2 separate regions of the Homo sapiens genome follow, and region 2 is linked to region 1. A link is a loop called in an ENCODE intact Hi-C map of the cell type or tissue named here. Cell type or tissue: chondrocyte. All regions are shown on one strand. Each heading gives the region's core, and the rest is flanking DNA. Links, peaks and the distances in the headings are about the cores only.

Region 1 (15,179 bases), core at 4,577-12,576:
CGGTGCAGGCAGTCACACGTTGAGAATCCGGGGAGCTGAGGCCTGAAAGATGGCGGAGGGGTTAGGAGTGAACTTCTTCCTCACCTCTGGGACCTGAAAAATGAAGTGTGGCCACATATCAGTGGGACTTTTCCTTAACTCCCTACTCTTCCCCACTACCCAGCTCCAGGAAAAAATCCCCTCCCATCCTCTGCATCCTCCAGGAGTTGAGACCTGAAGGGTCAGAGGGGACTTGCCCACCGTGAGCCATAGGCGTCACTGCATTAGCAGCTGAGTGGTACACGGACCTTCCATTCTGCTCCCTGAACCACTTGGGAATCGGAGCTGAGATGCCCCCACTCCCTTCCATCGTCTCTTTCCTCTTACACAAATGCTGTGGTACTCAGGCCAGTCACTAGCGTTCAGTGGCCAAGGGTAAGATGGGGATTTAGGAGGCAGAGAGACCCTGCTCACCAGAGAGGCCAACGCTAGAGGGCCACCCAGCTGGCTACTGATGAGGAAGTACCTTGGGTTTTTGTTCGGGACATCTGGTTGGCACTGCTGTCCCTGGTCATAATTGCATTTTACACCATGAAAATCTGGCTCCTAATCCCTACCCGGGGAAAGAGGCCTCTATACCCACACCCCTGCTACACCAGCTTCCGGCTGACCTGGAAGCCGGCCCCAGGGCTGCTGTCCCATCCCGAAGTGTGGGTTGTGATGACTCGGGCTGGTTTTGTCTTTGTGGATCTTGAGGGCTTCACTCCAGTCCAAGCCTGGAATTCCTGTCTGGAACAGAGAACACGGTCACAAGCTTGCACAGGGTCAGCCACCCCTTTACCGACTCCCCAGGGGCTGCTGCTCTGCCCCATGCACGGCCCTGCCAATTGCTGAAACCCTCGGCTCCAGGCAGTCCTCATCATCTTCCCAAAGACAGAACTGGCAAGGCAAGTGCACTCCCGTGCAGGCCCAGCTCCAGGAGAAAGGTGTGTGGCTGCCTGGCCCCTCACCTCAGCGATCCACTGGGAAATCTGGGCTCACCCCGGTCCCTAAGGAAGTAGGAGAGGAAGCTTATTCTCACACTGCAGGCGAGCGGCAGGGTCAGGGCAGAGCTCAGTTAGCACCTGGGTCTCATTCAGAACGCAACAGCACCTGGCACTGCTGGGTCTTGGAGACGAGCAGCCCCGGTGCTATACCTGCACCCCCTGCGATTCTCCCACACCTGCCCCTCCAGAGCCAGGCTGCTTCAAGAGACCCAGGTCATGGTGACTGCTTATGCCTGAAGAGGAAATGCCCTCAGCACCGGGCACAGCCCTGGCTTGCCAGACCCGCTTAAGACTGAAAAGAAAAATAAGGCTCAGAACTTTTAGTTTTTTATACTTTGTCTCATTAACTCATGCAGAAGAATGGATCGCAGTGACCATCTCAAAAGACTCCAAGGTGGCCTGGCCTTTGCACAGCTCTGTGCATGGTGGAGGGAGTGGATCATGCGCTGTTGCTGAGCCTGTGGCGGGGAGGGTGGTGTGATGGGGGAAGGCGGGCCCTGGAGGGAGAGGATGAGGCTGGCACCGCTAGCTCCATGTACCGGGAGCAGCTTTCTCCATGAAAAGACAGTGCTTCCATTTCTCTGAACAAAAGGGACCTCCTTTAATTCTACCCACTCCTCTGCAAGATGGGGAGCTCAGAAGGCAGAAGTCCCTGTGTCCCAGGAGCACCTGGCCAAGGTGGAAGTGTCCAGCTAGCTGGGCCTGGCACCCACGTGTGCGGAGTTGCTCCTGCCCAGGCTGGACACTGCCGGGGTTGGGCTTCAGGCCCTGAGGTCAACAAAGCTGCCTTTCTCCTTGGCAGCTGCAAAGCTGGGGCACCACTGGGCAGGCTGCGTGGGCAGGGAATGGCTGTGTCCATGGCCAGCACTGGGGTGCCAGGAGGAGAGCTAGGCCGGGGCCCCGTCAGGTAATTTTCACTCCCGAAGCCGCGAGCTTCTGAAGACCAGCTGCCCAAACCATATGCTGCTCTGTTCCTCCTGCGGAAGCAGGTCCTCCCCTGGGCGCGCCCTTCTGTCCCCAAAACACTTCACATGCCCACGCTGAGCCTTGGGCCTGGCATCCTGAGCCCGCTGCCCTGAGGTGGCTGCAGGGGTCTCAGAGCAGGAAGCCACCAGAGCCACAGACGACAGCAATCCTGGCGGCCGCCAGAGGAGGAACCCGGGGCTGGAGCCCAGATGGGAGAGGGGACCTTAAAGATGGAATGGGCAGGACCCGGTGACTGCCTGGAGAGAAAGAAAACAGACTCATGGCTCAGGCCAAGATTAGTAAGAAATACAGGCCTCCCTGCCTGCTGTGCCCCCATACAGTGCTCAAGCATGTTCCGGCATCAGCCCCGGACAGAGGATTGGGAGGCCTGGGTTCTCAGCCCAACATGGCTTCAGACACATTCCTCAACTTCCCTGAGCCTCAGTTTCTTCTGAAAAGTGGGGCTGCTGACCCATGTGCCTGAGGCTGTTGTGAGTCTTCGTTTCGGGCACTCAGTAAAGTGGGGCCAAGTCTTGTGGAACTTGAATATCAGCCCTTTAACTGCCCCACCTAGGCAGGAAGGAGGGAAGCAACCAGGGAGCAAGGACTGCCTTCCAGAAGTGGGCGGGGCTAGCAACTGGGCCAAAGATGCCCAATGGCCCAGAGAGAATTCAGAGGGGGCCTGTCAGGTGGAAGGAGCCAGGCTGGATGTGGGTAGGACCTGCTGTGCCCATGTGGCCAGGCAGGCAAGGCAGATCAACTCACGTGCAGACCAGAAGCCAGCAAGGCAGGTCCTGCAGGGGTGAAGAAGCTGAGGCCCGGGGATCCTGGGTACTCCCTCAAGAACCTTGAGTTAGGAGTGGCCTCACATCTTCAGGATTCCTGGCTCTGTTCGTTTCCTTGGCTTTCTGAATTTCTTAAGTTTGCTTAGATGATGTACATCTTACAAGACAAGGCTGGAGGGAGTGGCTTGTATCAGGTCCCAGAGCTGGAAGGTGGGGGTCCCAGAGGCCCACTGGCATGGCGCTGGGAGGGTCAAGTTCAACAGTGATCCTGTGTTTCTGCCCGAATTGGGGGCAGGGGTCCAGGCAGCCAAGCTCTTGCTATTCCTGCTTTTCGGATGAAGAAAGGGTCAGAGAGGCTGACCCAGCCAGGCGCGGTGGCTTAACGCCTGTAATCTCAGCACTTTGGGAGGGCAAGGCGGGCAGATCATGAGGTCAAGAGAACGAGACCATCCTGGCCAACATGGTGAAACCCCGTCTCTACTAAAAATACAAAAATTAGGCCAGGCACAGTGGCTCATGCCTGTAATCCCAGCACTTCAGGAGGCTGGGGCGGGCGGATCACGAGATCAGGAGATCGAGACCATCCTGGCTAACACGGTGAAACCCCGTCTCTAGTAAAAAAAAAAAATACATAAAAATTAGCCAGGCATGGTGGCGGGCGCCTGTAGTCCCAGCTACTCGGGAGGCTGAGGCAGGAGAATGGCGTGAACCCGGGAGGCGGAGGTTGCAGTGAGCCAAGGTTGCGCCACTGCACTCCAGCTTGGGCAACAAAGCAAGACTCCATCTCAAATAAATAAATAAATAATACAAAATAAAAATACAAAAATTAGCTGGGTGTGGTGGTGGGCGCCTGTAGTCCCAGCTACTCTGGAGGCTGAGGCAGGAGAATCGCTTGAACCCGGGAGGCGGAGGTTGCAGTGAGCCGAGATGGCGCCACTGCACTCCAGCCTGGTGACAGAGTGAGACTCCGTCTCAAAAAAAAAAAAAAGAAAAAAAGAGAGGCTGACCCACCTGAATTTACACACCAGGAGGTAAGAACCCCAACAAGCCCCGACTCCTGTCTGTCAAGGCTTTTCCACAGCTGGCCTCAGGACACAGTTCAAGAAAGCAAGTGACTCCAAGGAGGCAGCTCTTAAGGGATGAAAACCCATGGGGGCTACAAATTTGATCTCTGGGGCAAGTCACACGGGTTCCACTCCCTTCTCTGCCATTCAGAGCTGTGCCAGCCACTCAGTTTCCTTGTCTGTAGAATGGGGACGGCAAGCACTACACGAAGGCTGCAGGGGGCTAACCTCAGGGAGTGCTGAGCCTGGTGTGCGTTAAAGCAGAGAAGGCGACAGCTAGTACCTTCACCGTCACCAGAGCTGGGAGGGCCCGGCAGGACATTCACTCACCACATGTTCCACACAGATGAGGGATTGCTTTTTTTTTTTTTTTTTTTTTTGAGATGGAGTCTCGCTCTATTGCCCAGGCAGGAGTGCAGTGGCTCTATCTCGGCTCACTGCGTCCTCCACCTCCTGGGTTCAATGGATTCTCCTGCTTCAGCCTCCCGAGTAGCTGGGATTACAGGTGCGTGCCATCACGCCCAGCTAATTTTTAGTAGAGATGGGGTTTCACTATGTTGGCCAGGCTGGTCTCGAACTTGGGATCTGCCCATCTCATCCTCCCAAAGTGCTGGGGTTATAGGGGTGAGCCACCACGCCCGGCCTAATTTTTATATTTTTAGTAGAGACGGGGTTTCACCATGTTGGCCAGGATGGTCTTGAACTGACCTCAGGAGATCCGTCCATCTCGGCCTCCCAAAATGCTGGGATTACAGGTGTGAGCCACTGCGACCGGCCTCTTTTTAACTTTAAAATAAAAAAAAAGTAACTTCTGTGATAAGCATCCTTACAGCTAAATCTTTGTTCATATCATCATTTCTTTGGGATAAATTCCTAACTGTGGAATTAAAGAGCCAAAAAGTATGAACTTATCCCCCCAATTTTATTAGTTTTAAAAACCAAGCTGGGCACAGTGGCTGATGCCTTTAATTCCAGCACTTTGGGAGGCTGAGGCAGGAGGATCGCTTGAGCCCAGGAATTTGAGACCAGCCTGGGCAACATAAACCCCATCTCTAAAACACACACACACACACACACACACACACACACACACACACACACACACACACAAAACCCCACATGTAGTGCCCACCTGTGGTCTCAGCTACTCGGGAGGCTGAGGTGAGAAAATCACTTGAGCCTGGGAGGTTGAGGCTGCAGTGAACTGAGATCATGTCCCTGCACTCCAGCCTGGGCAACAGCAGCAACAACAACAAAACAAACAACAACAAAAAAACCCCCCAAAAACCCAACTGTATCAAGGCATTATTTCCAAACCATACAATTCATCCATTAAAAACATACAGCTGGATGACTTTTGACAAATGTAACCACTTGGGTACCACCACCATTATCAAGACACAAAGAACATTCCATGTCCCCAGGAGGAGGCTCCCTCATAGGTCGGCACTTTGTAAGGAACTCGCTGGGGGACAGTGGTTGCAGGGTGGGTCTTGCATTCACTGACACGTCCTCAAGCTGAGCCGCCAAAGCTGGAGTGGGCAACACTGAGCCGCAGCGCTCAGGCCCTAGACTAGCCAGCTGGAGGGGCCTGAATAGCGGAGAGTCTGGAAGGCCAGGGGTCCTGAGCGTGCAGCGCATTCCAGCGGCTGAAGTTCTAGGCACCAGAGCAGGGCAAGGGGTGGAGCTTGCAGGGAGACAGCTTCAGCTCCGGGAAGGAAGCGCTTTCTGTCAGTTACAACAGTCTGCCCATGGAGCGAGCTGACTTGCATGGCGCTGGGCTCCTCTTTACTAGGGATGTTCTAGCAGAGGCTTAGCTTTTATTTATTTGAAGCAAGGTCTTGCTCTGTTGCCTAGGTGGAGTGCAGTGGCACAAACACTGCTCACTGCAGCCTCGACCTCGCAGGCTTGAGGGATCCTCCCACCTCAGCCTCCCAAGTAGCTGGAATCACAGGCAGGCACCACCACGCCCAGCTAATTTTCTATTTTTTGTAGAGGCAGGGTCTCACTATGTTGCCCAGGCTGGTCTTGAACTCCTGGGCTCAAGTGATCCTCCCACCTAAGCTTCCCAAAGTGCTGGGATTACAGGTGTGAGCCACCATGCCTGGCTGGCTTAGCTTTTAGAAGGAGTCCCTCATCCGGGCATGGTGGCTCATGCCTGTAATCCCAGCACTTTGGGAGGCCGAGGCAGGCGGATCATGAGGTCAGGAGTTCAAGACCTGCCTGACCAACATGGTGAAACCCCATCTCTACTAAAAATACAAAAAATTAGCTGGGCGTGATGGCACACACCTATAATCCCAGCTACTCAGGAAGCTGAGGCAGAAGAATTGCTTGAACCTAGGAGGCGGAGGTTACAGTGAGCCAAGATGGCGCCACTGCTCTCCAGCCTGAGCGACAGAGCGAGACTCTGTCTCAAAAAAGAAAAAAATCAAAAATAAAAATAAAAATAAAAATTAACTGGGCATGGTGGCACAAGCCTGTAATCCCAGCTACTCGGGAGGCTGAGGCAGGAGAATTGCTGGAACCAGGGAGGCAGACATTGCAGTGAGCCGAGATTGCACCACTGCACTCCAGCCTGGGTGACAGAGCGAGACTCCGTCTCCAAAAAAAAAAGTTAAAAAGATAGGCAATACATGGACATGTTACAAAGGCAAAAAAAGCAATCGTTCAAAAGAGCAGAGTGAAAAGCCTTCCACCCCTGGCAGTCCCTATCAAGTTCCTCTCCCTAACGGTACCATCTCCTCAGACATCCATCAGGGCATCCTGTGCTTATTTGAGCATATGTGTGTATATTAATACCCCTTTTTAAAACACAAATAGCCTACGTGCTGCTGGGCACCTTGCTTTTTTGGTATGCGTATATTTAAGATCCGCTGGGTTTCAGTATCCCATTTCATGGCTGTGCTATAATTAACCAGTTCCCTACATCAGCAGGACAAGGGGTTTGTTGTACAATGTCTCCACCTATCTTACGCTCCTGAGCTCCCACCCTACCTTGTAGGATACCTGTAGGGAAAATTCCTAGTAGTGAAATAGCTGCATCAAAGGAAAAGTAGTGCTTTTAATAGTCCCACATTAGAAACACCCTAAATAGTCAATGGTAAGGAAGTAGATAAATAAAACTTGAAGATATAAAGGCATATCCATAGGATAAAATACTGCACGTTTATTAAAATTCATGTTGCAGAACATGTAGTAACACGGACAGACTTCTACAACTGGTGAAAAAAGTGTACAGTAAGAATCTAACCACGTAAAAATATATCAGTGCATATGCACCAAATGCACATTACGGAGTAGAAAGAACTCGTCTGGGGAGGGATCAAGGAGATACGTATTTTGTTGTAATTTCTGTACTTTCCCATTTTTCTACAGTATGAATTACTTTTGTGGTAAGAGGAAAAAAGGGAGAAAGCCCTCGGCTGTCCAGGAGCAGAGCTGGGCTGGGAGGTGGGGAGGGCCCGCGGACCCGTTCTCCCTGAAAGCCCCTGTCACAGTGGGACTCTGAAGGGCTCACCCACACGGGACCCTGCGCTCGGTCCTCACCACCAACGCCCGCACACTAGGCAGTGACCGGAGAGAGCTGGGGGACATGGCCTGCGCGCACCCCTCGCACGGCTAGGCCCGGCGGTGGGAGTTAAAGGGAGGCCGGTTCCAACTCGGCTGAAGGCAGGCCATTCTGACGGCTGCCCCCAGGAGGGCGGCTGCGAGGGCAGCGGTGCGCTCCCGGCACGGGGGTGCTCGAGCACTGAGTCCGGGCATGGAGCAGCGAAGGCGCCGCCTGCAGTGCCCACGGACCAAACGGGGGTGACCTCTGAGGCCGCCGGCAGCTCCGAGGTCGCGTGGGATCCGGGCTCCAGGCGCCTCCGCTCTGCCGCCCACCCCATCCCTCTGGCTCCGGGCCTCCGCGTCCTCCCACCACAGGGTGGGGACTCGTTGCGGTCCCTACCCAGCCCATACCTGTACGACGTGGTCACTGCTGCAGCCGCGTCCGCGTCGCCGATGGGCAGCACGTAGACCCCGCGGGCGCCGGGCGCAGGTGGCGCGGAGGACTGCGCGGAGGATTTGCCCCTGCGGCCGCCCGCCCCCGGTCCGCGCCCCGGCGGCGGATCCTTGGGCCCGGCGGGCGTGGTCCACAAGCCGAAGTCCCGCTGGTACTGAGTGAGCGGCACGTCCCGGCCGGAATCCCGGGCGCCCGCGGGAGGCTGGCCCCTGCGCGAGGCGGCGCCGCCCGTGCCCGGCTCCTCGCTGTCGAGGTCCGAGTAGCCGTGCAGAGTGAGCGGCACCGCCACGTCGGAGCGGTCCAGCTGGTTCCAGCGCCGCGCCAGGCAGCACAGGCGGCTGATACAGGGCCACGCCATGCCAGCCCCGGCGCCCGCCGCCCCGCTCCCGGCGCGCGGCGCTCCCGGCCGCGCCTCCTGCGCCCAGCGTCCCCGCCCCCGCGGCCCGCCCCGCGCCGCCGCAGCACCGCCCCCCGGCACGAGGGTGGGCGTCCCGGGAGGGGGCGCACTCGGCGGCAGCCCCACTTGGCCGGGGCCGGCTGCGCACGGCTGGAGCTGGAGGGAGCGCGGATGGGGGAAAGGCTGCACCGTCGCCAGGGGGCACCGGAAACCGCCTGCATTCATTTACAAGTGTCCATCTCGAAGAATGCCTCAGAATTGAATCCAAAGTTCCCTCAGTGTCATCTTATAAATGGCCCCGGCTTCGCAGAGGCCAAGGGCCCGATGGTCGCAGCTGGGAGCAGTCCGCCAGCCGGGAGGTTCTCCATGTGGCCTCGGGACGCCCAGCGACTGCTGCATTTGTGCCAGGCTGCACCGCATGGACTCCGCGGGCACAGGGGCAGGTGCAGCAATGAGGGTGTCAGAGAAGACTCGGGGCCCTGCTTCCCGGAGAACACGTGTTTCAGTCAGCCTGTGAGTCGCCGCCTATTTGCCTTTAGGATGCTAGTCTACATTTGTGACAACCAATCCACTTTTCATTAGAATTGGCATTAGCCACCAATCGACCTTTCCCTGGGTTCTGAAATTCCTAATTTTAAAGCATGGCCATTTGCAAAAGCTTTAGTTTGATAAAGCGGCCACAGAACTGGCCACAAGGCTATCAAGTTCCTTTCCTCCTGTGCATGCATGGCTGTTTTCAGGCAGAGCTGTTGAGGGATCCTCCAGCGTAAAGGCAGGTCTGTTCAATGCAGGACACCGTCTCAAACAACTCCCTGACCACCCACAAACGCTTTTCTGAATATTTGACACATGCTCTCGGTATACACTGCAGACCAATTACTAATAACACTACTGAGACAGCATTAATTACCCAGAGCTCCATTTCAAGGTTGTACTTGGAAGGTATCCAGTCTGCGCCTGGGAGGGGACTGCAGCACATCCCTGGCCAGTCAGAAAACAGATTCATCTCCCAAAACATTGCCTGTCTTAGCTTGAAGTTGTAGCAAAGTGACATGACGGCTGCCTAGAAGTGGCAGCAGGTCAGCTGAGCAGGCCAGGCCATGTCCCAGCAGGCAGCAGGCGAGGCGCCAGGTGTAGAGGGAGATCCTGGAAAATGACACACAGGGGCCGGGTCAGAGTGAACTCTTTGTGGACTGTCCGCCACGGCCCTGGGTTAGCCAGCCTGGCAGATGGCGCTTGGGACTAAAATTCTCCATCTCGCAGGAAAAGAGAGCAGCTCTCTTTTTATTACTTCATTGATCAAACAACAGTCAAAGAGCAGTTGCTATGTGCTAGGAATAATTCTGGGTGCCTTCAGGAGGTTTAGTGTGGTAGTGAGGGACGGAAGGAAGTGTAATTGAACTGACAAGGCCAGGTCAGCATGAGAGGGAGGCAGGCTGGGGAAAGCTGGACTCGCCACCTGTTGTGAGGGAGGGTGGTTGGGCCAGGTGGGAATGTAGGTCACGGGGGAGGAGGGTTCAGCTGAGGTAGCAGACCATGGAGGGTCTTGGTGGCCACACTAAGGAATTTTAGCTTTTCATATGGCCGGGTGCAGATGGCTCATGCGTGGAATCCCAGCACTTTGGGAGGCTGAGGCAAGAGGACTGCTTGAGCCCAGGAGTTTGAGAACTGCCTGGGCAACACAGTGAGACCCTGTCTCTACAAAAAACTTTTAAAAATTAGCCAGGCGTGGTAGTGTGTGCCTGCAGTGCCAGCTACTTGGAGGCTGAGGCTTGAGCCCAGGACTTCAAGGCTACAGTGAGCTATGATTGCACCACTGAACTCCAGCCTGGACGAGAGAGAGAGAGAGAGACCCTGTCTCAAATAAATAAAAGTTTTTCACAGGTGACAACAAAGGAATGACAGACATGTTTTTAGCACTCTGGCAGGCATATGGAGAAGCACAGGGTTGCTTTGGAGACCAGCTGGAAGAACAGGCTCAACAGTCCAGGGACTAAGAAGTGAGGACCACCACGGAGTCACAGGCACTGGGAAGGCTGAGGGGCTGAATTCTAGAAATAAGAGGCGAGAGAGGGAGATCTCGAATGGCTCCGGGTTTCAGACTTCACCGATTGCTCGTGTCACTCCTTAAGCCGAGTGCTATTTGAGGGGCCTGTGCAGGGCGGGGGGGTGGTCCCAGAGCCTGGAACCATGCGTGTGTTGCAGTAGACACATTTACTAAGAGTACAGAGAGATTCTGTGGGTCTGGAGCTCAGAATCCTCACAGATAACTGAGGCTTCAGCAAGTGCACCCACTCAAGAAGTGTATGGAATGAGGGAGACGGCAGCCACGGCATGTTCCTAGGTACCCCACACTTCAGATGCCAGTGGAGGCGGCACAGCCCAAGAGGCCCACGGGCCAGGGAGTGCATGGCCTTGAAGGCAGTGATCGCGGGTCCCCAGAGAAGCCAAGAGGAGAAAGTGAAGCACCCTCGTGGGCAATCAGGAGGGAGCTGTGGACAGCAAGGCTTCTCCGGCCACAGCCAGGTTCTGGCCTCCCCAGGCCATGCACAGAGGCTCCAGCATTGAGGGGTTTTAGGGACCAGGAGATGCTACAGGGACTTCTAACTTTTTCCCAGTCACAAAGCAGGGACACAGAGATGTCTTCATTGCCTCTTTGCCTGGTCTGCCCAAAGCACGATGTGAATTAATGTTGGGCTCTAGAGGGAATGTCCCTATGAACTCAGCCTCCTATCCCATCTCTGGAAAACGCATCTTGCCTCATCTGTGTTGCAGAGTTGTTAGCAGATGTCAGAGCAAAGCATTGTGACCTTGGGCAGTGCCCCTACACCACGTGTGCCGTTTCCTCGCTGGCAAAATGATGGCTAAGATAACTCTCTCCCCTAGAAGTGATACGAGTTTAGAACAGAATCCTGTGCCTGGGAAGAATAACTGTAAATCATAGTAGAAACAAGTCCAGCCTGATGGAAGAAGGATATGAAGGACTGCCAAATACTGGACAATTTCTATGTGCTGGGCGCGTGCTGCCATGCAGTTCTCACTTGCCTGGTGAGGTGGGCACCACTCCCACTCCTTTTCCAAAGCCGCCATTCCCATCCCCCACGGCACACAACCTGAGTCCGATCGGCCACAGGAGGCTGAAATCAGGGCCTTCGATCCTCCCAGGACAAAGCTGCAAGACTTGGTATAACATTTTGAAGCCATCAAAAGACTAAAAATTCTCCTGTAAATGACTTCAAGAAGAACATACTCTCAAACTGCATTTCCTAGATGTCATTCTCAGTCACGAGGGTAACATGAATTCCACAACAGTGAGGCTGTGACGACGACAGCCACTATCTGCTATTTCAGTGAGACGCTTCAATTAGAACACTTTCAAACAGAAGATAAAATTCGGCTCAGATTCAAGTCTGAATTTACCCAAATCACTTCTTTCTACCTCTTAATTTATCTACAAATTGAACCTAGAAAGCAAAACCTGAAAATAGCTTTTTGTATATGCCACTCACTGCCAGAAAACACTACCTTTCCTGAAAATTGAGAAAATACTGCAGCTGTTATTTCAGATTGTGCTGGAGAGGGGATACTCTCGACTTTTATGTGCAGCCAACCCAGGGGAGGGGGAGGCAAGGAAGAGTGAAGGCTAAGCAGAGGCACTGGAGGGTCCAAAGACAGGCAACCAGCGCCTTCATGTTCTGATCAGGCCTTTCAGGGTGCACTCTCCCCAGGTCCTGTCAATGCAACAACCAAAGCAAAATGCCAGAGCCGTGTCGGCCCCTTAAAGAGAGAACACACACATCTGCTTACAAACTAGATAGAAACCTTTATTTCACAACTTTATCATCATTCACATTCTAAAAAGACACGGACTGGGGGACACAGCTGAAAACAGTGGGAGGCCAGATGCTGGCATCTTCCAGACGGGAGCATAGCCATGGTCACTCTAGCCGATGTCTCCTGGGGCTCTCAGGCGGCAAGGACCAGATGCACCACTACTGTCCAATCCCAGTTTTACTTAGAGCCACCTCCTTTTTTGGGGCCATTAGTCCTTATTTCATGCCAGATTTTCACTAGCGGCTCCCTGTTCTTCCAAATCAGTTCATGACCGTAAGTAACATACCATCTGGAGAAAAACAAACCAGGTCCGACATTCAAACAGTGTGACATACAAATGGTAAGTAGCATGGTGACAGATCCCAAGTTGACATTTTTAAAATCGAATGCCACTCACTATGTAGCCGATTAAAACTGACTCACATCGAGAAATGGTTTAGCTTTCATATTACAATATGTAAAAGGTAGAAGTAGGATGGGACGATGGCTGAATGCTCCGCAGTGTGTGAGTACTTCACATATACTACTTTTGATTCACCACTATCTGCAAGTTAAGTATCAGTTTTCCCATCGCAGACATGAAGCAACCAGGTCTGAAAGAAAGTAGTTTGTCCAAGGTGCTAATAGTTTCTAAGTGGTCAATGAAAGCTCACTCGCAGGTCAGACTGACTCGATGTTCTGAAGTGTCAGAATTAGCACTGACTCAGGATGGCTATCCCAGCTTCCATGCCTCCCGTCATCTTCCTCCTAACTATACGAAGGGTGGCCCGCTCATCCAAACTCTGCCCCGCTTTAAGATACCTAGTTCCCATCCCCACTCTCCTGTTCACACAGCCTAACTGCGGCCTGAAGCAACGAGCCTGGGAGGCTGACGCACAGAGAGGTTTAGTAACTTCGCCTGCTCAGGTTCCACAACTAGGAATCAGCAGACTGAGACTAGAACCCGAGTCTGCTGCTGAAGCCTGTGCTGCAGGCACTGGACTTTCCTGCAGCGTGTAGGGAGCATCTTCTGTGAGCTGGGGAGCACACTGCGCTCTGGGAAGGGCCTGCCTTGGAGAAGCTCCTGAGGGCACTGGGGGTAGAGAAAGGCTTCCTGGAGGATGTGGGGTGGATTTCCAGGGGCAGTTAGTGAGAGCTTGCTATTAAAACCTTTATTTTTGCTCTGGCTTCCCCAAACAGATTTCATGTTCCCTGAGGCAGAGACCAGATTTTGTTATCTTGCATCGAGCTCCCAGACACCTGACTGAAAAAATGCTATTTGACTTGGAGTGGGTGAGAAGAGCAGTTTAATGTTTTAATATTTTAAAAATGTTCTGAATGTGTATGTTTAATTATAAAGGGCTTGATTTGTACCTGAATCTTAATATTCACTAAATATAGTTAAAATCTGATTATACACATTAATTAACAGGCATGTAATAAAAATTCTCTGTGCTTAAGTCTCTGGTGAATTTAGAATGAGAGAAAAAGGAGCACCCTAATATTCAAATGCAATTATAAAAATTCTCCCCAAAAAAATCACTTTGTCAGGAACTCTTCATTAATAAAGTGTTTTCCCAAATCTTTTTTGTTGTTAGACAGAGTCGCGCTCTGTTGCCCAGGCTGGAGTGCAGTGGCGTGATCTCAGCTCACTGTAACCTCTGCCTCCTGGCTTCAAGTGATTCTCCTGCCTCAGCCTCCAAGTAGCTGGTATTACAGGCATGCACCACCACGCCCGGCTAATTTTTGTATTTTTAGTAGAGACGAGGTTTCCCCATATTGGTCAGGCTGGTCTCGAACTCCTGACCTCAAGTGATCTACTTGCCTCAGCCTCCCAAAGTGCTGGGATTACAGGCGTGAGCCACTGCGCCCGGCCACCCAAATCTTTTTAACCTACTTATTTCAAGCAAAGAGTCAAATACTTTAATTTCACAGGTATACTGTCTGATTATACTCATAAATCCAAAAGGAATTTTTCATTTGGCTAAACTAAAATCGGGAAATGCAAGATGACCGATTTCTAGGGCACTCTTTTCTGTAGCGGCAGCGCAAGCCAGCCCTCATCTGAAACTCCAGCTCTGCAATTGTTACTTGTGTGACCTGGATAAGTTACTTTCTTTAAGCAGTTTCTTTTTCTGTAAAATAAAATACCTCACAGGATTTTAAGAGAATTAAATCCTTAGCTTAGGCACACAGCAAATATTCAGCGTATTAATATGTTAGCTATTATTATTGCAACAGTACAATGTGAATACTGTAAGGTTTGGTCAGAGGCAAAGTCAGGGAAATGTATAAGTGGATACTAATGGAGTCTTTACCACCAACAAAATCAGGGCACTTCAACGAAAAAAAAATAAATAAAAGATTTTAGATTTCTAAATCTAGATTAAAGCTTTTAGAAAAGATGAATTCTGGACATGACTGAAATCTAGTAAATGAAAAGGAGTTTAAATTAGAAACAGTAAAGAGAAAGGATTCCTCCACCTTTCAGACCCTGGACTTTAAAATGCATTTGATCCAATTATTTTCAGAATGGAAAAAGGCCACCTAATTATAGTTCAGATGAATAAAAATCTACTGGGGAGAAGAGCCTTGAAGTATACATGGAAGATAAATTTAGAGCTCACAAAACAGAACCCCTTCATGTTTCTCATACTGTAATATCAGGTCAGTTTCTACTATTTATACTGCACTGCTGTTAGAGCTAGACCTTGCATATACTACATACTACTCCTCTTTAATCACTTAAAATTATAAATGGCATAATGGCATTTAGTTCTGCCACCTACTGGGAAAAACTGCTTCACTTAGAATAGATTTTTCTTTTTTTTTTTTTTGAGACAGAGTCTCACTTTGTCGCCCAGGCTGGAGTGCAGTGGCGTGATCTCGGCTCACTGCAAGCTCTGCCTTCTGGGTTCACACCATTCTCCTGCCTCAGCCTCCCGAGTAGCTGGGACTACAGGCGCCCGCCACCACGCCCGGCTAAGTTTTTTGTATTTTTAGTAGAGACGGGGTTTCACTGTGTTAGCCAGGATGGTCTCGATCTCCTGACCTTGTGATCCGCCTGCCTTGGCCTCCCAAAGTGCTGGGATTACAGGCGTGAGCCACTGCACCTGGCCAGAA
Region 2 (15,179 bases), core at 3,630-11,629, 460 kb after region 1:
GAAGTGGTCACTAAATATTTCTTCTCCATGCTTTTCTCTCCCTTGGAGACCAGCGGGTAGTGGAGAAAGCAGCTAGCTTGAGGCCTGGCAGGATGGGAGGTAATAGAGGCCTGAGGACACCATGGCCCCGATCCCCTGTGAGGTCCAGTCAGCTGTTCAGAGAAGGCACATGGTCACTGATGGGCTGGGACAACTAGCAGGGATCTAGGAAATGAGAAGGCAAAGCAGTATGGGAAGTAGGCCCATCTGCTGGACAGACATTTGCAGAGCACTTACTCTGTGTTCTAGTCCCTAGAGACAGCAGTGAGTAAGCTGCTGTAACTTGGAACAATGCTCTGCTGGAACTCACCTTCTCCTTGGAGAAATAGATGATAAACAAGTACAGAAGTAAGTAAACATGGCCGGGTGCAGTGGCTCATGCCTGTAATCCCAGCACTTTGAGAGGCCGAGGCGGGCAGATCACCTGAGGTCAGGAGTTCGAGACCAGCCTGGCTAACATGGTGAAACCCCGTCTCTACTAAAAATACAAAAAATTAGCCAGGCGTGGTGGCACACGCCTGTAGTCCCAGCTACTTGGGAGGCTGCAGCAGGAGAATCACTTGAACCCAGGAGGTGGAGGTTGCAGTGAGCCAAGATCGCGCCACTGCACTCCAGCCTGGGCAACAGAGTGAGACTCCATCTCAAAAAAAAAAAAAAAAAAAAAAAAAAAAAAGAAGAAGAAGAAGTAAGTAAACAATACTTAGCCAATGGAGGTAAGCAGTGTGTCAGAAATGAAACAGGTCATCCAGAAAGGCTTCCAGAAGGATCAAGCAGAAGAGATATTGGGCAGAGGTGGTGGTAAGAACAGATCTCAGCCTTGGGCAGGACTTGTTGCTGGGCTCTGAGGATCACCCGGGCCTTGACAGGTGCTCACTGCCTATCTGGATTACATGGAGGAACTGGGGATGCTGCTGGGTGGGCGGCCCACCTCCACGAGGGAGCAGATGCAGCAGGTGCTGGAGTTGGAGATACAGCTGGCCAACATCACAGTGCCCCAGGACCAGCGGCGCGACGAGGAGAAGATCTACCACAAGATGAGCATTTCGGAGCTGCAGGTGGGGCAGGCAGGGGGCTGGAGACAACTGAGAGGGGCCAGCCTTGGCATGGACCACCCAGCTTCCCTCCATGCCATCTCCCCAAGGCAGCCAGTCCTTTCCTCATTCCCTTGCTTTTCTGTGCTCCCCAGCTGCACTGCTGCTGTCCTGGGGAAAAAAATGGTGTCCATTTAGGCCACCTCTCACTGGGTCATCCTTTGGTCCCTTTCTTGCCTGGGGATGCATGGAGGGATTGTGTTAAAAATGTGTAACAGTTTGTATGAGATGTCCACAAAACAATCAGAATAGGCTGGGCATGGTGGCTGACATCTGTAATCCCAGCACTTTGGGAGGCCGAGGCGGGTGGATCGCCTGAGGTTGGGAGTTCAAGACCAGCCTAGCCAACATGGTGAAACCCCATCTCTACTAAAAATAAAAAATTAGCCGGGTGTGGTGGCACATGCCTGTAATCCCAGCTACTCGGGAGGCTGAGGTAGAAGAATCGCTTGAACCTGGGAGGCGGAGGTTGCAGTGAGCTGAGATTGCGCCATTGCACTCCAGCTTGGGTGACAAGAGCGAAACTCCATCTCAAAAAAAAAAAAAAAAAAAATAGAAGTGAAAGTTTCCACTGGGGGACCCGTACTGTGCCAGGCCATTAACACTTTAGATGTTGGATTATGGAAAAGTTGGGATGGAGTGTGGTTCTGGAGGAGAAGCCAGTACGTGCAGGGTGTTGGGAGTGGTATTTTATCAATTGTTAGGAAAATATTTGAATATCTAGGCCCCAGCTGAATGTCACATGTAGTGGTTATCCTTGTATAATAAGTGGTTGGGCTCCCAGATTGGAGGTGTCCAGGCCTGGAAAAGGGTATATTACAGGAAGGATACACCATGAAGCCAGTAGTTGTTGCTATGGCAATGGGAAGGGCTCCCAGGCTACAGCATACAGTGGGGGAGGGTTCTGCTGGAAGCGAGTCGGGCAGGCAAGGCCTGAGATTTTTTTCTTTCAGGCTCTGGCGCCCTCCATGGACTGGCTTGAGTTCCTGTCTTTCTTGCTGTCACCATTGGAGTTGAGTGACTCTGAGCCTGTGGTGGTGTATGGGATGGATTATTTGCAGCAGGTGTCAGAGCTCATCAACCGCACGGAACCAAGGTGTGGGGGTAGCCCAGGGTGAGGGTGGGTTCTGTGGAGGTCTCCAGCAAGGCTGGGCATAATGGACAGGCCCAGCCACACAGAACAACATTTGGTAATGCTATGGGCCTTCCAAACATTGAATCAGAATGTCTATGGGCTTTTCCTCTGCGCTAGGGTTGCAGGGTGCTCCCTGTGATCTCTGTCCCCCCACTGCTCTCCAACCTGACCTCTACAGGCAGGTGTGTGGCCCCGGGACCAAAGAGGAACCCCGGGACAGCTTCCACATATGCCTCTCGGGACTCCTGCAACTTGCATGTTCCTGGGGGCTGGTTTGAGGGGTGTGAAGGGCATCCCACCTGCCCTTTTCTTATTTTCTGGTCTGGTTGTCAGCATCCTGAACAATTACCTGATCTGGAACCTGGTGCAAAAGACAACCTCAAGCCTGGACCGACGCTTTGAGTCTGCACAAGAGAAGCTGCTGGAGACCCTCTATGGCACTAAGAAGGTGGGCTTTCTGATTTTGCCTCCACGTTCTGATCCAGTCTAACCGATGCTGCATACCTTCAGTGTGACAGGCACCATGTGCCTCATGGTGCACAGGTGCATAGTATGGAGCGCAGAATTTGGAAGCAAGCCGACTTGCGTTTCAATCCCAACTCATTCATTTTCTAGCCTGTAGGACCTTGGGCAGATCACCTAGCCTCTCTGACTCTCCATTTCCTGCTCTGTAAAGCAGGAATAACTTGGAGGGTTGTCAGGAAGAGTATTAGCTGAGTTAATGTAAGTGAAGCACCTGCACAGTACATGGTATGTATAGGCACTCGGCTTTGATGAGGAGGATGGAGAGGATATAATAAATAAGTGAGTATTTAGTTTCAAGATGCCCCATTAAGTGGGGGGAGTGGACATGTAAACAAATACATTATATTTTGTGGTGATAACTGCTCACACTGAGTGAAAGACTTTTCTGCTATAGGACAGAGGTGGGACAGCACATTTCACCTGGGGGGATGGTGGGGAAGGGCATCAGAGAAGCCTTCTCTGAGAGGTGCCATGTGATGGAAAAGTTCACCAAGAAAGCCGGGGAGAAGGGCATTCCAGGGACAAGGAACGGCATGTGCAAATTCCTAGAGGCCAAAAGGAGCATGGTGGCTTTACACACGTTCTGGCATGAGCTTGAGAAGAGGGCAACTGAGAGACGGGGTTTGGTAAGGTGGGCATGGGGCACTTGGGAAGGGATCTGAATATTGTATTGGGAAGTCCGGCCTTGATTCTTTCACAGATGGGGCTCCATGGGAGTAGCATGGAGAGGAGAAACACAGTTGGGTTATGTATGAAATGATATTTCTGGTGGCTAAATGGAAGATGGAGGGGAGCAGCAGGGAAGCGGGGATGAGAATGGAGTCAGGGTGTCCAGTTAAGAGGCAATTGCAGGCCAGGCTTGGTGGCTCATGCCTGTAATCCCAGCATTTTGGGAAGCCAAGGCAGGTGGATCACCTGAGGTCAGGAGTTCAAGACCAGCCTTGCCAACACGGTAAAACCCCATCTCTACTAAAAATACAAAAAATTAGCTGGGCGTGGTGGCAAGCAACTGTAATCCCAGCTACTCGGGAGGCTGAAGCAGGAGAATCACTTAAACCTGGAGGTTGCAGTGACCTGAGACTGCGTCATTGCACTCCAGCCTGGGCTACAAGAGCAAAACTCTGTTTAAAAAAAAAAAAAAAAAAAGGCAATTGCAGACTGAGTGTGGTGGCTCGTGCCTGTAATCAGCATTTTGGGAGGCTGAGGTGGGTGGAGTGCTTGAGCTCAGGAGTTCAAGATGATAGTGTTATAGGTCAGGGAAGTGGTAATCATTTTCCCCGTCCACTTGAGTGGATGGGAAAGATGATTAAGAAATCAAAGCAGGCAGGGCGCCGTAGCTCATGCCTGTAATCCCAGCACTTTGGGAGGTCAAGGTGGGCGGATCACTTGAAGTAAGGAGTTCAAGACCATCCTGGCTAACACGGTGAAACCCCGTCTCTACTGAAAAGACAAAAAATTTAGCCGGGCGTGGTGGCGGGCGCCTTTAGTCTCAGCTACTCGGGAGGCTGAGGCAGGAGAATGGCGTGAACCCGGGAGGTGGAGCTTGCAGTGAGCTGAGATCGCACCACTGCACTCCAGTCTGGGTGACAGAGTGAGACTCCATCTCAAAAAAAAAAAAAAAGAAGTCAAAGTAGTAGAAACTGCTGATAGACTGAATGTGGGGGGTTAGGGAGATGGAGGAAGCTGAGTGACTCCCAGGTTTCTTGCATGGGGGACTGACTGGATATAAAATTAGTTGTGGGCCGGGCACGGTGGCTCATGCCTTTAATCCCAGCACTTTGGGAGGCCAAAGCGGGCAGATCACTTGAGCTCAGGAGTTCAAGACCAGCCTGGGAAACATGGTGAGACCCCTTCTGTACTAAAATTACAAAAGAAAATAGCTGGGTGTGGTGGCATGTGCCTGGGGTCCCAGCTATTCGAGAGGCTGAGGTGGGAGGATCGCTTGAGCCCAGGGGACAGAGGTTGCAGTGAGCAGTGATTGCACCACTATACTCCAGCCTGGGTGACAGAGCAAGACCCTGTCTCAAAAAAAGACAGATGTGGCACTGAGCAAACCCAGGACTCTTGTCCAGAGCTGAGAAGGGCTGCTAGCCCCAGTGACAGAGAAAGGCCCTCTGACTGGAGGACACAGCCATCTCTAGGGTCCTGGCTCTTTGTCCTTTAACAGTCCTGTGTGCCGAGGTGGCAGACCTGCATCTCCAACACGGATGACGCCCTTGGCTTTGCTTTGGGGTCCCTCTTCGTGAAGGCCACGTTTGACCGGCAAAGCAAAGAAATTGTGAGTCTACAAGATTCTTTCAACACTATGCCCTCAAAATTGACTGTTCATGTATGTGCAGACATATAGAAAAACAACGGGAGCCAGGCGCGGTGGCTCACGCCGGTAATCCCAGCACTTTGGGAGGCCAAGGCGGGTGAATCATGGGGTCAGGAGTTCGAGACCAGCCTGGCCAACATGGTGAAACCTGGTCTCTACTAAAAATACAAAAAATTAGCCGGGCGTGGTGGCGGGTGTCTGTAATCCCAGCTACTTGGGAGGCTGAGGCAGGAGAATCACTTGAACCCAGGAGGCGGAGGTTGCAGTGAGCCGAGATCGCGCCAGTGCACTCCAGCCTGGGCGACAGAGCAAAACTCTGTCTCAAAAAAAAAAAAAAAAAAAAAAGAAAAGAAAAGAAAAACAACTGGATGTAAATTGATGAACAAATGAAGTAGTGCTGCTTTGGGCAGTGGGATTATAAGAGTCCTTTAAAGTTGTCTATGTGTTTATGTTTAACTATATAACTAGAAGAAATATTTATTTATTAGGATATGATAATGGATGTGCTTAAAGTATTACCTGTAAGGATGTTTATGGTTTTTATGGCAATGTTGTTTATAATAGCAGAAAATGAGAACAGGTTAAATGTCCAACTATAGGGTAAAGGAAAAATAAATTGTGGTTAGGATGGGTTGTGAGGATCCTTAAATGGCTGATATATCTTTCAGCAAAAAAAGTAGGTTACAAAAAATATATACCCTATACAACATAATTCCATATTTTATATGCATATCAGGGGAGGGAAAAACTCTAGAAGTGGGTAATCAAAATGTTAAAAGAACTTATCTATGAATGAGTGCTTTATAACTGGTCTGTTCTTCAATTCTCAATTTTCCAAATTTTCTGTGAATGTCCTCTTTTCATAATCAGATAAAAATCATTGCACTAGGCTGGGCGTGGTGGTTCACGCTTGTAATCCCAGCACTTTGGGAGGCTGAGGCGGGTGGATCACGTGGTCAGGAGTTCAAGACCAACCTGGCCAAGATGGTGAAACCCCAGCTCTACTAAAAATACAAAAATTACCCGGGCATGATGGCGGGAGCCTGTAATCCTAGCTACTTGGGAGGCTGAGGCAGGAGAATCGCTTGAACTCGGGAGGCGGAGGTTGCAGTGAGCCGAGATTGCGCCACTGCACTCCATCCTAGGTAACACAGCCAGACTCTGTCTCAAAAAAAAAAAAAAATCATTGCACTATATTAAATTATAATATAATTTGATGAACTTATTGTCAATTAAAATGTGTACTTAATTAAGAAAAAAGCCAGCCACAATCCCAGTACCTTTACAAATGGTGTTTCCTTCTCATCGTCTCCAGGTGCTCAGCCGTATTTCTTTAGTCTAGACGTTCCCATTTCCCCTGGGTGGACAGGGATGGGGCACCAAGGGTGGATGGGTGGGGCAGGGATGCATTCAGTGCAGGGGAAGGCTGACTTTACCTCCTCCCTCCCAGGCAGAGGGGATGATCAGCGAAATCCGGACCGCATTTGAGGAGGCCCTGGGACAGCTGGTTTGGATGGATGAGAAGACCCGCCAGGCAGCCAAGGAGAAAGTGAGCGGTGGCTAGGGTTGGGGCGCCATCTTGAGGTGGGGTTCAAGGATACAGTTTTGCTAGGAACCTGGGGAAGGAAACAAACCCTTAACCTGGTCTCTTCAGGCAGATGCCATCTATGATATGATTGGTTTCCCAGACTTTATCCTGGAGCCCAAAGAGCTGGATGATGTTTATGACGGGGTGAGTACCTACGCTCATCAGTACTGAACTTCAGCCCTGTAGAGGGCACTGTTCCCTGGGCTTAGAAATTGGGGCTCAAGCACTGGGAAAGAGGTGCTTGTCGGTTTCTTTTAGAGGCAGATGGAGGTAACCAGCATTGTTAAAATGTTGGCTCTGTGACAGGCTGCAGGCCAAACAGCAGTGAAATATAGTGCTAACGAGCCAAGATTTGGAGTCAAGCCTAATCAAATTCTGTTTCTACCTCTAACTTTGTAACCTTAACAAAATCTCTCTAGGCCTTGGTTTCATTTTCTGTAAAATGGGGGTCCTACTAGTGCCTTCCTCATAGGGTTGTTGTGAGATAAATGAATACAGTATGTAAAAAAACAGCACCCATAACATAAATGGCCTTTAAATATTGCCAATTATGGTTTACTAGATATTTTACAGTTGAGGAAACTGAGGTTTGGAGAGATACTAATGAGTAGCCAAACTGGCGCTATTATCTTCTCCAATGGATTCTCTTGCTCTCTTTCTACTTCCCACCTTTCCCACAGTACGAAATTTCTGAAGATTCTTTCTTCCAAAACATGTTGAATTTGTACAACTTCTCTGCCAAGGTTATGGCTGACCAGCTCCGCAAGCCTCCCAGCCGAGACCAGTGAGAATGACGGGGTGGACATAGACACTAGGGGTGGCAGGAGAGGTGGGGGAAGGTTCCTGGGATGGGGGAAAAGGGTGGCAAGACTGGTCCCAGACCGGCGGCCCCATACCCTTGCAGGAGGTAGGGCAGGGCTGTTGGGAGGGGAGCAGTGTCAGGAGAGTCGGGAGCCTCAGCCCCTCACTCTTCCTCCGCCAGGTGGAGCATGACCCCCCAGACAGTGAATGCCTACTACCTTCCAACTAAGAATGAGATCGTCTTCCCCGCTGGCATCCTGCAGGCCCCCTTCTATGCCCGCAACCACCCCAAGTGTGTCTGAAGCAGGAGGGGCTGGGTGCTGGGGCCTGGGCCTGTGGTTGAGCTGGGAGCAGGGCTGGAGGTGGGATTCAGAAGTACCCCCGCCATGTCCTCACTTGCTATTCCTCACCCACCAGGGCCCTGAACTTCGGTGGCATCGGTGTGGTCATGGGCCATGAGTTGACGCATGCCTTTGATGACCAAGGTAGGGGCCCATGGAGTCGTCCCCTCTAGCCTAGAATTCCCAGTGGCTCCTGCAAGGCCTTGGGACATTGATGTAGCCCCAAGGGCCCTGAAGTCTGTGGACCAGGGCTGGTGGGGGCACTGCTGCCCCCAAGAGACGAGCTCTGGTTTTGGTGGGGTGCAAAGGTGAGTTCTCCTCAGGGCGCGAGTATGACAAAGAAGGGAACCTGCGGCCCTGGTGGCAGAATGAGTCCCTGGCAGCCTTCCGGAACCACACGGCCTGCATGGAGGAACAGTACAATCAATACCAGGTCAATGGGGAGAGGCTCAACGGCCGCCAGACGCTGGGGGAGAACATTGCTGACAACGGGGGGCTGAAGGCTGCCTACAATGTGAGTGGCCTGACCAGCCCTCCAGCGGCTGAGGCCTGCTGGCCTGGGGTGAAAGGTGCCGGGTGGGTGGGGGCAGGCCTGGATGGGCTTGTTGCCCACTGTTCTGTCCCCAGGCTTACAAAGCATGGCTGAGAAAGCATGGGGAGGAGCAGCAACTGCCAGCCGTGGGGCTCACCAACCACCAGCTCTTCTTCGTGGGATTTGCCCAGGTATCACCCTCTCGGAAGGCCTGGGGTCTGCCCCTTTGTCCTGCTCCCTCCTGAGTATGTCATTAGGAGAACTCTGGGGCACGTGTCAAACGGGCTGGTGAATGGGGCTGAGGCTGGGGCATGAAAGGTGGGCTGGGAAGGCCCATGCCCAGAGCCTCCGGCCAGCCAGGGCCCACAAAGGCAGCCTGAAGAGGCCTGAGCGGGAGAATGCCTTGGTAGGATTTCGCATAGTTCAAAGGGCAAGGTTGTCGTGCTTGCGGGGCACAGGGTGGCGAAGGGGGCAAACGTTCATCCTCACGCTGTTCCTGTGAGGGAGACATGCAGGAAACGAAAGCTCGGGACGCAGAGTGGCCTGTCCAGGGCTGCCCAGGAATAGAGTAAGTGGCAGAGCAAGGACCCAGGCAGAGCCTCCGCTGGGCAGCCACAGCAGGCAGCTTCTGGGGCTCCGCTTTTTCCCCTCGTCATGTCCATGCTGGGCAACCCGATGTCCAGGGCAGTTTTGGAAGGAACTTGGGAGGGGCTGCAGCGGTGGTGGTTTGTGCCCCTGGGATGGCTGTAGCTGACTCTAAGGCCCGGCTCCACACTAGACACCATATGCCCCCATGTCTGTCCTGGCCCGCAGGTGTGGTGCTCGGTCCGCACACCAGAGAGCTCTCACGAGGGGCTGGTGACCGACCCCCACAGCCCTGCCCGCTTCCGCGTGCTGGGCACTCTCTCCAACTCCCGTGACTTCCTGCGGCACTTCGGCTGCCCTGTCGGCTCCCCCATGAACCCAGGGCAGCTGTGTGAGGTGTGGTAGACCTGGATCAGGGGAGAAATGGCCAGCTGTCACCAGACCTGGGGCAGCTCTCCTGACAAAGCTGTTTGCTCTTGGGTTGGGAGGAAGCAAATGCAAGCTGGGCTGGGTCTAGTCCCTCCCCCCCACAGGTGACATGAGTACAGACCCTCCTCAATCACCACATTGTGCCTCTGCTTTGGGGGTGCCCCTGCCTCCAGCAGAGCCCCCACCATTCACTGTGACATCTTTCCGTGTCACCCTGCCTGGAAGAGGTCTGGGTGGGGAGGCCAGTTCCCATAGGAAGGAGTCTGCCTCTTCTGTCCCCAGGCTCACTCAGCCTGGCGGCCATGGGGCCTGCCGTGCCTGCCCCACTGTGACCCACAGGCCTGGGTGGTGTACCTCCTGGACTTCTCCCCAGGCTCACTCAGTGCGCACTTAGGGGTGGACTCAGCTCTGTCTGGCTCACCCTCACGGGCTACCCCCACCTCACCCTGTGCTCCTTGTGCCACTGCTCCCAGTGCTGCTGCTGACCTTCACTGACAGCTCCTAGTGGAAGCCCAAGGGCCTCTGAAAGCCTCCTGCTGCCCACTGTTTCCCTGGGCTGAGAGGGGAAGTGCATATGTGTAGCGGGTACTGGTTCCTGTGTCTTAGGGCACAAGCCTTAGCAAATGATTGATTCTCCCTGGACAAAGCAGGAAAGCAGATAGAGCAGGGAAAAGGAAGAACAGAGTTTATTTTTACAGAAAAGAGGGTGGGAGGGTGTGGTCTTGGCCCTTATAGGACCCTGTGCCAATAAACAGACATGCATCCGTCAGCCTGTCTCTCTTCCTTCAGTCCTGTTTTCATGTATCCATTCACTCATTCCACCAGCGTCTATAGAGCAACTACTGTATGCCAGCCACTGTCGTCAGTGCTCATTTACTCACTAGTGGATACAGGGGACTGAGATTTGAAGCCCAGAGAAGACAGAGAAAGAGAGGCAGGATGGAGGAATGGAAGGAAGTTGAGTCTGACTGGGCAGAATACATTGTCTGCTAACTGGTGGCCATAGCCTCATCCCCAGCTGTTCTACAGCTGGAAGGATTTGCTGCTTTCCTCCACTGGTGCGTGCAGCCAGGCCTGACACTGAGTGTGGGTAACTACTGGGCCAGGGTCAACTTGGAAGATGGGCGGCCCTTACCCTGCAGTGGTGGGAAGTCCTGGGCATATCACTCCCTGAGCTCCCAGAGCTCAAAGCCCTGGCCTCTGCTTGTAGCTGAAAAGACAAACATTTCCTTCTAGCCTCAAAGGCTCAGAGCTCCCAAGAGTCAGCCATTCCACCTACACACACTCATTAGGCCTACCAAGTGCCAGGCACAGAGACTGCATATATGGCCTCTACCCTCCAGAGTGAGGGAGGGAAAAGGAACGTTGATTGAATACCTCCTGTGTTCCAGGCACCTGTGCTAGGTGGCTCATTTCTTTATTCATTCATCCATTTATTAATTTATACATTCATAGGCTTATTTTCAAAAAAAATTGCTTTATCAACAATGTGTCAGGCACTGGTGATACACAAATGAATAAGATAGGTGAGGTGGTGCGCCTGTAGTCCCAGCTACTCGGGATGCTGAGGTGGGAGGATTGCTTAAGCTCAGGAGTTCAAATCCAGCGTGGGCAACATAGCAAGACCTCATCTCTTAGGAAAAAAACAAAACAAAACTGATGAATGAGAAGTTTCTTCTTCCCTTAGGTGACTCTTCTTCTGTTGGCACTTTCGCCTTCATGAGCTCACCTAATCCTTGCAACAACCGCCCTTTTCAAATACTCTAGTCTCCATTTTACAGATCTATCCCTAACTACTTCACTGCAGTCAAAGAGAGCTGGACTGAAATGGAAGCTCTGATAGTTTTGTGAGCTTCAGCCTGTTCCCTAAACTCCATGAACCTCAGTGTCTTCACCTATGAAATGAGAACTACAGCAAAACAGTGGAAAGAGTCCAATCTCAATTCTCTTTATTTTTTATTCTTGAGATGGAGTCTCACTCTGTCACCCAGGCTGGAGTGCAGTGGTGCAACCTCCACCTCCCAGGTTCAAGTGATTCTCCTGCCTCAGCCTCCTGAGTAGCTGAGATTACAGGCGCGTGCCACTACGCCCAGATAATTTTTGTATTTTTAGTAGAAATGGGGTTTCACCATGTTGGCCAGGCTGGTCTCAAACTCCTGACCTCAAGTGATCCACCTGCCTCAGCCTCCCAAAGTGCTGGGATTACAGGCGTGAGCCACAACACCCAGCCTCAATCTCAATTCTCTTTAAAACTCAGTGCTTTAGGCTGGGCGCGGTGGCTCAAACCTATAATCCCAGAGCTTTGAGAGGCCGAGGCGGGCTGATCACAAGGTCCAGAGTTTGAGACCAGCCTGGCCAATATGGTGAAACCCCATCTCTACTAAAAATACAAAAATTAGCTGGGCGTGGTGGTGTGTGCCTGTAATCCCAGCTACTTGGGAGGCTGAGGCAGAATTACTTGAACCGGGACCTGGGAGGTGGAGGTTGTAGTGAGCTGAGATTGCGCCACTGCACTCCAGCCTGGGCTACAGATCGAGACTCCATCTCAAAAACAAACAAAAAAACACAAAAAAACCTTAGTGCTCTCCAAGGTGCAAGTAGGGATGAGTTTGTTCAGTGTGGAAGGGGAGGAGTGAAGCTCTGGTTATGATTGCTGCTGGTCCTTGGCCCCTTGGTGAATGGCAATAGTATGTGTCCCACAATCTTTCCATAAAGAGCTGTATGTGGATCTCTGTCATGTGACCTCAAAGTGCTGGCTGGCCACAAAAGGAAGAAAGTAGCCAACTGCTCAGAAAGGAGAAAAGTGTCCTGAGGAACTCCATGACCCAGGGAAAGCACAGCCTGAGTCTCTAAGAGCATGACTCCAGGGTAAATGGCTGCGTGTATTGGAAAGAGGAGGCCATCACATCTGCAGGCCTGGTCTACCTCCAGCTCTGCCACCCTTGAGCTGTGTGACATTAGGCCTTCAGGTCTCAGTATCTTCTGCAGTCTGTAAAACAAGTGAATTGGATGAGACGATCTTTGAGGAGCATTTCTGCTTTAATGCTCTAAAAAGTGAATCCATGGGCTTAGCAAATTCCGGAACCCAAAGAGATAGTAAGTGACTCGTGACATTCAGATGAGATTTATAATGTCAGACAGCATAATGACTGAGGAGACAGGCTTGGCAGATAAAGCCTTACCCTTTCCCTGACACCTAATTTCAGAGGCCAGCTTAGGATTCTGACAGGCTGGCCAGTGGGTTATTAAAACCTCATATTGCAAAAAGGTCAAAGTGTCAAATGATGATGATGATGGCTAGCCTTAATTTACTGGGTCACTATTTTGCTTAAGCTTGTGCTAAACACTTTAAACATACCTTCTCATTAAATGCACACAATGATTTGCAAGGAGGTTCTATCATTGTCTCTATTTTACGAATGGAGAAACTAAGGGAAAAGATCACGTAACTTCCAATGTCAGACAAGACAGATTGCATTAAAGTTAGATTTGGAACTCAGATGCCCTTAATCACTATCAGTTAGTCTTCCAACACGACAGAATTTAGACTGAAACACACACATCTGTCTTCTGGGCAATTTCATCATGCTTCTGAGTGGGACCATCACCAGCAGGTGCATTTCCATGCAACCCAGATTCCCTGGGCAAGGCACATGTGACAACCAGACAGCTTCAGGAAACCTAAGCACACATTGAGCTGAAATCAAGCCAGGGAACACCTGTTTGTTGAACACTCTGCAGGTGCTTGGTTCCAGAGGCAAGCCAAGGTGAACATCAGGTAAGAGATGTAACCTTTACCCTTAGTAGCCCTGTCAGGCTGAGTATGCGTATGTGATATGCTCTGGTGTGTCCAGGCAGAAGGGGAAATAAGGGATGGTGCTCCTCGGTGGACACAGGGAAGCAATTATAGGTAAAGTGCTAGGCCATCCCTTATGCAGTCCCATTGGTAAGTCTAACTAATTCCCATCCACAATAAGCTAACATATGCCAAGAAGTATGATTTCACACCCTTGATAGCACTTTGGAAATGTCCGGGTGGAAGAGAGTCCCTCATAAAAATAAGCACAGTTTTCTGCAGGATTGGAGGTCCTATTTTTTTTTTTTAATTAAAAAAAGCAGGCTGGGCGCAGTGGCTCATGCCTGTAATCCCAGCACTTCGGGAGGCTGAGGTGGGTGGATCACTATGTCAGGAGTTCAAGACCAGCAGGAGAATCGCTTGAACCCGGGAGGCGGAGGTTGCAGTGAGCCGAGATCGTGCCACTACACTCCAGGCTGGGCGACAGTGGGAGACTCCATCTCAAAAAAAAAAAAAAAAAAAAAAAAAAAAAAAAAAAAAGCAGTTTTAGTGGGTCTATCATGATTTACAAATGGAGAAACCTCATGATTTTCCAGTGCCTAGTTCTGGCCTCCAAAGACAGCTCCCAGTGGGTTGTTATTATACACAAAGATGGCCTGAAGATGAATGCAAAGCCATTCATTCATTCATTCATTCCGCATGCATGCATTCTGCAAATATTTATCAAGGCTCACTACAAGCCAGGCGCTAGGCTGGAGGCTAGGAGCATAAAGATGAATAAGACACAGTTCCAGGCCGGGCGCAGTGGCTCATGCCTGTAATTCCAGCACTTTGGGAGGCCAAGGCAGGCAGATAACTTGAGGTCAGGAGTTCAAGACCAGCCTGGCCAACATGGTGAATCCCCGTCTCGACTAAAAATACAAACATTAGCGGGGTGTGGTGGTGCATGCCTGTAGTCCCAGTTACTTGGGAGGCTGAAGCAGGAAAATCACCTGAACCCGGGAGGCAGAGGTTGCAGCAAGCTGAGATCATGCCACTGCACTCCAGCCTGGACGACAGAGCGAGACTCCGTCTGGAAAAAAAAAAAAAAAAGAAGAAGGAAGTCATGGATAAAGAGGAGTTTTAGAAAAAAATCCCTCTACAGATGACTGAAGAAAGCATGAAAATGTATGGACACCGTGAAGCCAGAGATAGAATAGGCAGAACAGTTATGGACTGTTGAATTTTTGTCTGCAGACCAGCGCTGGGGGAGTCATTGGCAATGGCAATGGAAGGTCATGCCTAGAATCCAAGCACTGAGTGGAAAAGAGCAACAGGTATTTAAAATGGATTCAGACCTTTACTTCCGTATCTACACAAACATTTACCCAACATTCACTCTGTGATATGTTGTACTAGGTGTCTTTTTCTTCAATGTGTCAGAACCCATAAAATAAGATTGCTAGAAGACTCCTGAGTGTTCCCACTAGGTGAAAGGGAGAAGAGATACTTCCTTTTTTCTCACCTTACACGCACACACACACACACACAGCTGAAGAAGAAACTCTGGGGTTTGCCTAAAACAGTCAAGGGCTTTGAAGACTGAAAGACTGAGCTTTAAATTTTGATTCCGCCGGGCGCGGTGGCTCACGCTTGTAATCCCAGAACTTTGGGAGGCCGAGGCGGGCGGATCACCTGAGGTCGGGAGTTGGAGACCAGCCTGACCAACATGGAGAAACCCCGTCTCTACTAAAAATACAAAAATTAGCCGGGCGTGGTGGCACAAAAATTCAACAGTCCATAACTGTTCTGCCTATTCTATCTCTGGCTTCACGGTGTCCATACATTTTCATGCTTTCTTCAGTCATCTGTAGAGGGATTTTTTTCTAAAACTCCTCTTTATCCAGCTACTCGGGAGGCTGAGGCAGGAGAATCACTTGCACCCGGGAGGCGAAGGTTGTGGTGAGCCGAGATTGCGCCATTGCACTCCAGCCTGGGCAACAGGAGAGAAACACTATCTC

The links. Peaks named below come from ENCODE experiments on the same cell type or tissue, not always from the same donor. Only the 100,000 strongest peaks of a DNase experiment are listed, where the experiment ranks them.
Region 2: a loop joins it to region 1, with 4 times the contacts of the local background. A loop is called at or near these places in 2 of 110 quality-filtered maps.

What each region holds. Positions count from the first base shown.
Region 1 is chr3:183,817,344-183,832,522 of GRCh38, forward strand. MAP6D1 (MAP6 domain containing 1) reads right to left here and starts at 8,234. Exons shown (of 3, transcript NM_024871.4): 1 at 7,804-8,234; 2 at 651-768; 3 at 1-93. The coding sequence starts at 8,204. The coding sequence ends at 13. PARL (presenilin associated rhomboid like) reads right to left here. Exons shown (of 10, transcript NM_018622.7): 10 at 11,928-12,366. The coding sequence ends at 12,255. RefSeq lists an enhancer at 278-889 and silencers at 7,812-7,941, 7,962-8,031, 8,092-8,441. In chondrocyte, for the core only: CTCF peaks have their summits at 7,664, 8,460 (motif pointing right) and 8,668; a DNase peak (open chromatin) is centred at 7,459.
Region 2 is chr3:184,282,880-184,298,058 of GRCh38, forward strand. It overlaps EEF1AKMT4-ECE2 (EEF1AKMT4-ECE2 readthrough), which reads left to right. Exons shown (of 19, transcript NM_014693.4): 8 at 906-1,094; 9 at 2,084-2,226; 10 at 2,599-2,713; 11 at 4,958-5,068; 12 at 6,558-6,656; 13 at 6,762-6,839; 14 at 7,376-7,479; 15 at 7,678-7,788; 16 at 7,914-7,981; 17 at 8,161-8,351; 18 at 8,465-8,560; 19 at 9,183-10,152. The coding sequence ends at 9,359. ECE2 (endothelin converting enzyme 2) reads left to right here. Exons shown (of 19, transcript NM_001100121.2): 8 at 906-1,094; 9 at 2,084-2,226; 10 at 2,599-2,713; 11 at 4,958-5,068; 12 at 6,558-6,656; 13 at 6,762-6,839; 14 at 7,376-7,479; 15 at 7,678-7,788; 16 at 7,914-7,981; 17 at 8,161-8,351; 18 at 8,465-8,560; 19 at 9,183-10,152. The coding sequence ends at 9,359. Among named protein-coding and RNA genes, the nearest start is that of PSMD2, 8.8 kb to the right of the region's middle. In chondrocyte, for the core only: CTCF peaks have their summits at 6,724 (motif pointing left) and 6,932 (motif pointing right); DNase peaks (open chromatin) are centred at 8,262, 8,992, 9,222, 9,392 and 1 weaker place.